2 separate regions of the Homo sapiens genome follow, and region 1 is linked to region 2. The links are chromatin contacts, found by Hi-C or POLR2A ChIA-PET in ENCODE. All regions are on one chromosome and are shown on one strand. Each heading gives the region's core, a stretch centred on a gene start or an enhancer-like site at or near the end of the contact. The rest is flanking DNA. Distances are from core to core; before and after follow the strand shown.

What was found. A loop is a pair of places that touch in the nucleus more often than their neighbours do. ChIA-PET counts read pairs that join two places held with the same protein, here RNA polymerase II (POLR2A). Pooled maps may share reads with other maps.
Region 1: a loop to region 2 is called in a map of CD8-positive, alpha-beta T cell, with 11 times the contacts of the local background. The contact joins the promoter of GRAMD1B here to the promoter of ZNF202 in region 2. A Hi-C loop is called at or near these places in 4 of 168 maps with a recorded cell type or tissue (CD4-positive, alpha-beta T cell, CD8-positive, alpha-beta T cell and naive thymus-derived CD4-positive, alpha-beta T cell), 1 of 37 single-sample maps with no recorded cell type and 8 of 50 pooled maps. POLR2A ChIA-PET finds 5 or more read pairs at or near these places in 1 of 52 experiments (activated CD4-positive, alpha-beta T cell).

The regions. Positions count from the first base shown.
Region 1 is chr11:123,428,880-123,431,898 of GRCh38, forward strand. GRAMD1B (GRAM domain containing 1B) reads left to right here and starts at 1,390. Exons shown (of 20, transcript NM_001387025.1): 1 at 1,390-2,287. The coding sequence starts at 1,914. LOC124902776 (a long non-coding RNA gene) reads right to left here and starts at 2,335. Exons shown (of 2, transcript XR_007062928.1): 1 at 2,068-2,335. RefSeq lists silencers at 1,528-1,857, 1,968-2,017.
Region 2 is chr11:123,740,268-123,743,149 of GRCh38, forward strand. It overlaps ZNF202 (zinc finger protein 202), which reads right to left and starts at 1,393. Exons shown (of 9, transcript NM_003455.4): 1 at 1,282-1,393; 2 at 150-269. RefSeq lists enhancers at 779-988, 1,978-2,575 and silencers at 1,169-1,298, 1,339-1,388.

The DNA of each region.
Region 1 (3,019 bases), core at 140-2,639, 310 kb before region 2:
TCTCATGATCTCTTTGAAAGTTACTGACCAGGCTGGGCATGGTGGCTCATGCCTGTAATCTCAGCACTTTGGGAGGCCAAGGTGGGCAGATCACTTGAGGCCAGGAGTTTGAGACCAGCCTGGGCAATATAGCAAGACCTCATATCGACAAAAAGAAATAAAACTTAGCTGCGTGTGGTGGTGCGCACCTGTACTCCCAGCTACTCAGGAGGCTCAGCTGGGAGGACAGCTTGAGCCCAGGAATTCAAGGTTGCGGTGAGCCATGACTGCACCACTGCACTCCAGCCTGGGCAACAGAGTGAGACTTTGTCTCTTAAAAACAAAACAAAACAAAACAGTTACTGACCCAAGAGACAAATGCATTGGGCTGGGGTTGAAGGAGGAGAATGGCTGCTACAGCCCTGCTCTAGGAGCTGGGCTGGGTTAGACTCAGTGCCCACAGAGAGCACCTAAATAGGATGGATCGGTTCTAGGGTTGATGATCTCTTAGGGCCTGGGTCTAGAGAGTGAGTGTGGTTCAGCACATCTTGGGATGCTACCAGGACTGAACCAGACTTCCTAGGTTCCATGACATGGGGACATACTGGATTCTGTGACTCAGTCCATGGCAGGCTGAAGCAGAACTGAATCAGCCCTCAGCAATGTAAGGGGGGGTACCCTCGACTCCCTGGGGCTCTGTTGGATGCATTGCTTTGTGGGTGCTCACCGACTCCTCATTTCATTCTTTGCTAGGGACGCGGCTATGGTACTGGCAGCTGGCTCATGTACAGGGTTCAGGCCCCATTTTCCTTACTGGTCCTGTGTCCTTTGTCTCTCAGACCCTGTTGTCTGTCTTTCCTTGGTATGTCATGTCTGGTATCCTCAGCTCACGCCGCCACGGGAGAACTGTCCTCTTCTCAGCTTGTCATTTTGGAAGCAGCCTCCAGCAACCTTGCTTTCCTCCTCTGACTATACTCCGGCCTGCAGTGCCACTACTCACGCCCCCAAATAATTTAAACTGCCTTTCTTAGGAGACAAGAGCTAGTTGAAAAGTCTCCTCATTTTCCTTCAACCCTGTATCATGGGTGGCCTGAGAGAGTGAGGACTGAATTCATTGACTCCCCTTTCTCTGCACCCCCCACCCCCAAGGAAATAGCCGAGTTCGACTAATGGGAGTTGCCTGGCCAATCGTTGCCCTGAGAAAGTTTGGTTTGTGATCCTATTTCAGTAGGCTGATTGGAGCAGCCTTTACTTGGAGGTCGAGTCCCTCCCCGAGGGAATCCGTGTACAGTTACACTAGCGGTCGCTGCCAGTGCTAGCCCATTCAGGATAGCCCCCCTCACCCCGCCCCCAGCCCCCGCTCCTCCTCCTCCTTTTTTGTTTTTATCCAGTGTCTCGCTTCCTCTCTCTCTCTCTCTCTCTGTCTCTCTCTCCCTTTCCCTCCTACCACTGCCTCTTCCTCCCGCTCTCTACCTCCCTGCAGCGCCAAGCCGGCTCCCCAACCTGGTCTGCTGAACGCAAACCGCTGAGAGTTTGCTGCACCGCCCCCTGGGGCCCCTGGCTGCCGAGTCCCGCTAAGGCAAAGACGCCAGCAAGCGAGGAAGCGCAGCGGAAGAAAAACAAGCGGGCGCGCGAGGGGAGCCCCAGGAGGGCTGCCGAGTGGCTGGCAGGCGGCTCCCGCCCCTCCCGGGTGGCCTCGCCGGCGGCTGACGGCCCGGAGGACGCGCGCTCCGAAAAGTTAGACTCCGGGCGGCGGCGCGCTACGCCGCGTCCCCTCGCGTCCCTTCCTCGCTGCGCTCCGGGAAAGGAACTTGTTCCTTCGGCCCCAGGATTGGGGAGTGTGCCGCGGGGCCGAGGGTGGGGAACAGCCAGAGGGAGACGCGAACCAGGCCGCTGGCGGAGGGCTCAGGGGGAGCGCAGAGGCGACGGCCCCCATGCCGGCGGCCAACATGATGGAGAACCGGCCGCTGCCCGCCCTGCAGGTGCCCGAGCCGCAGGGTGCGCCCGAGGGCAGCCCGGTCTGGTCCAGTTCGTCGACCCCCACGCTTCGCCGCCGGCGCTTCAAGATGCGCCGCATGAAGAACGTACAGGAGCAGAGCCTGGAGGCCGGGCTGGCCCGGGACCTGCCCGCCGTCTTGGCCCCCGGCAAGGAGTTCCTGCAGCTGCCGTCCATCGAGATCACGCCCTCCAGCGACGAGGACACCCCGTGGTCCAACTGCTCCACACCCAGCGCGTCCCCGCGCCGAAAACGCTTCCTCCTCCGCAAGTGGCTGAGGGTGAGGGAGCGGAAGGAGTGCAGTGAAAGCAGGTACGTCCCCGTTCCGCCCGTCTCCTTCCCTTCCCTCCCGTCCTCTCCAGAGCCGTCCAGGGCCCCGGGGCATTCTGGGGGAAACGTCCTGGGGGAGAACAGGAGCCCGTCACCAGAGGCGCTTCTGGAGGGCGCTGCGCCTGGTCCCAGGGATGGTGGCATTCAGCTTCCACGCGTGCCACCCGCTCCCCAACTCAGGGTGAGGGGCTTCATGTTGCACGACACGTTTACGTGGGGCTTTACGCTGCATTCCATCTCCCTTGATCCTCGCAGCGAAATAAATAATAAAAATAATAACAGCTAATAGTTATTGAGCCCTTACCATGTGCGGGCCACTATGTTGCGCACTTCATGTACCTCCAGATTTCATCCCTACGCAAACTCTCTGAGGTAGGTATTACTATGGCTCCCTTTCTACAGAAGGAGATAGTAAAAGGCCAGAGAACAGTTAAGTGGTTTATATTTCAGGACTCCGTTTCAATCTTATTTTATGTTTGGCCACACCGGATTGCCTTAACTGGCTCACTTGTGTGGAAGTGAAATATTGACATTGAGTGAGTCACATTTCCTACCATATCAGAGTCTTTAGACATCGATACCTACAAGACTGTGGTTTGTACCAGCTAGTTTTTTGCCTAGGTCAATGTGGCATCTGGGTAATGGGAGAAGGTTGAGCTTCCCTCACGTAGAGAATTGCTGCAGGGCGCCCTAGAGCAGCTCTACACAGCCCTG
Region 2 (2,882 bases), core at 143-2,642:
GCGTTTGGTCCTAGGAGGAAAAATTCCTGTCCTCTCTCCAACCCTGCCCACCCTCTTATGCTAGATAGTAACAGCAGAAAGTTATCCCAGACTGCTCCGCGTTCACACGCTTCCCACCAACAAACCTCCTCCCAAGGCTATCCCACAACCTTTCTGAAGTAGCTTCCTGGATCAAGCCCCACGGGGCAGCTTGGAAGAGAAGCTGGGAGGGATGAGGGGCTCCACTAGCATTCCTTGTGGCTTCTGAGTGTAGCTGCCCTGGGTGTCACCTGCAGAGCGTGGATAGAGAAAAAGCAACAGTTCTAAGCCCAGCCTCTAATTGAGAGCCTGGGATCTAGCGCTGCTCCCCAGGACCAAGGTTGTTCAAGAAAGGCTGGGTCTAAGAGTCTCCCTCTGGGGAGGTCAGTACAGATTCCAAGGCAGACAGGGTTATCAAAGCGCCTAGAAGATGAGAACATTCATTGTTCAGAAAAACAAAAATTAGACTGACACCTTTCTGAAGGAACACAGCCTATCCATGGCACAAAAACAAATTTTTAATCAAGACACTCAAGAAGTAGGTATACTCCTGCTAAAAGTAACGCAGGTGCTGAGAAGAGGTGCCAAAACTGGCTGTTAGGAGTGGGAGGAGAGGAAAGTTGCAAGTGGAGACAGCAGCTACTGGCTTGAGGGGACCTCAGGGTCTGTCACAGTGGCAGCTGAAAAGCCTCTGGCCAAATGGACGCCAAGGACTACTATCATCACAGGTGACAAGATCACGGGTGAGTGTATCTGGGTGTGTGCTGGGGGGCTGAGGGGGGCTTGGTGGTGTAAGGAGATGGGGCTAGCCGGGGCAAGGAGCCCGCGGAGATGATCTTAAGCAATCTGAGAGGAGGGGTAAGAAAAAGCTGCGGAAAATAAAGGGGCCTAGACCACTCCTCCCTCGGTTCCGGGGGGACAGTTGGCGCGGAAGCGTTAGGAGGTACGAGGTACGGACTAACTACATTTCTGCAGGCCCCAGGAGGGGGCGGAGGGCGGTGGCTGGAAAGGAAAGGAAGCCGGGAGCGCCATCCGTGTCCCCGGAGATACTGGCTCCGGCCACCAGGAAACACAGAGACCACAACGTCTCGGCACCCTCAGTACACCGCCGCCACCCCTTCCCCAGGACACGGCGATTTCCCCAGACTCTGGGGGGCGGGGTCTCCGGTCCCTCCCCCTCCTCCCCGCCCTGCCCGGCTCTGCCCGATCTGGTCCGGCCCGGTCCAGCCCGGCCCGGCCCAGCCCAGCCCACTCAGGACTCACGGCTCCGACAGCTCCGGCGGCTCCTCCCCTGCCCCGGCTTCTCTCCCACCCACTCCCGACCGAAACAGCGCCGCCGGATCCGAGCCGCGCGGGGCCTAGCGGGTCGGAACACGTGGGGCCTTTGCGCCCGGAACCGGAAGCGATCGCTCGCCCCGCCTTCTCGCCGAGTAGGAGCCTTTCTAGGCTGTGGGAGGTTTGATCCTCTCTATGCGCCCTCCGCGGGTTGCGGCTCAGTGCTCCCCAAGGACCCAGTGCGAAGAAGCCTCGGACCCCACAGCTGCCGTCCGCGACCCCTAACTCCACTCTGCAGCGAATAAATTAACATCTTGGGCCTTTCATTTACAGGCATACCTTCTGCAAGGGTTTTCTTTTTCTTTTCTTTTTTCTTTTCTGTTTTTGATCTTTTGTGTGTTTGTTTTCATTTGGATACCTCTACGTGTTTTTCTTGATTTTTTTTTCTTTGCATTGTCCGCTGCAACATGGTAGAAAAGGGCAGCGTTAGGTTTGAATACTGGCTCTTGCAGTCACCATCAGCAGCAGGGCCTCGGCCGAATCTCTCCATCTTTGAACCCTATTGTGCATCATATAAAACGGGCATAATAATACCGTTACTCTGAGGACTAAATGATACATTGCACATGAACTGAATGGAACATCAGAAGCTCAGAAAGAAAATAGTTATGGTATCACTGTTCTTTCTTTTCCTTTGAGTGTTGCTTCGTATTTCTTTACTTTCAGGCTGTCTTCCCTGATCTCATTTGTTCATTTTTGTCCGTTCGGTGACCTTTCTGCCCATACTTGACATTTTCCTTTGCTCTCTGTCCCTTTTACCCTGTAAGTCACCACTCTCCACGTGCCATGTGCCACTTCCTTTTCATGGGACACATTGCTGGGATCTGTTTACTGGGTTTGAACCAAAGGATTAGTTACTTTTGGTGGAGTGGCAGTGTATTAGCGAAACAGAACTAATAGGTGTGAACCCAGAAGGCAGGACAACTCAAAGCGGGGAGGGGGCTTCCAGGTCATAGGTAGATAAGACACAAATGGTTGCATTGAGTTGCTGATTAGCCTCTCCGGAAGGAGGCAATCAGATATGCATTTATCTCAGTGAGCAGAGAGGTGACTTTGAATAGAAGGGGAGGCAGGTTTGCCCTAAGCAGTTCCCAGCATGAATTTTCCCTTTAGTGATTTTGGGGGCCCCAAATCACTTTCCTTTCACACGGGGTATGTATAAACATATAAAAGGAGATTTATTATAAGGAGTTGGCTTACATAATTATGGACGTTGAGAAGTCCCACCATCTGCTTACTGCAAGCTGGAGAAATAAGGAGGTTGGTGGTATAATTCAGTCTAAAGCTGAAGGCCTGAGAACTGGAAAGGGATTGAGGTGCTGGTGTCTGAAGGCCAGAGAGCAGGAGGAGATGATGTCCCAGCTCAAGAAGAGAGAGGTGAATTTACTTTTCCTCTGCCTTTTTATACTATTTGGGCCCTCAATGGATTGGATGGTGCCTACGCATAGTGGTGAGAGTGATTTTCTTTACTCAGTCTACTGATTCAAATGCTAATCTCTCTCTCTTTTTTTTTTTTTTTTTTTTTTTTG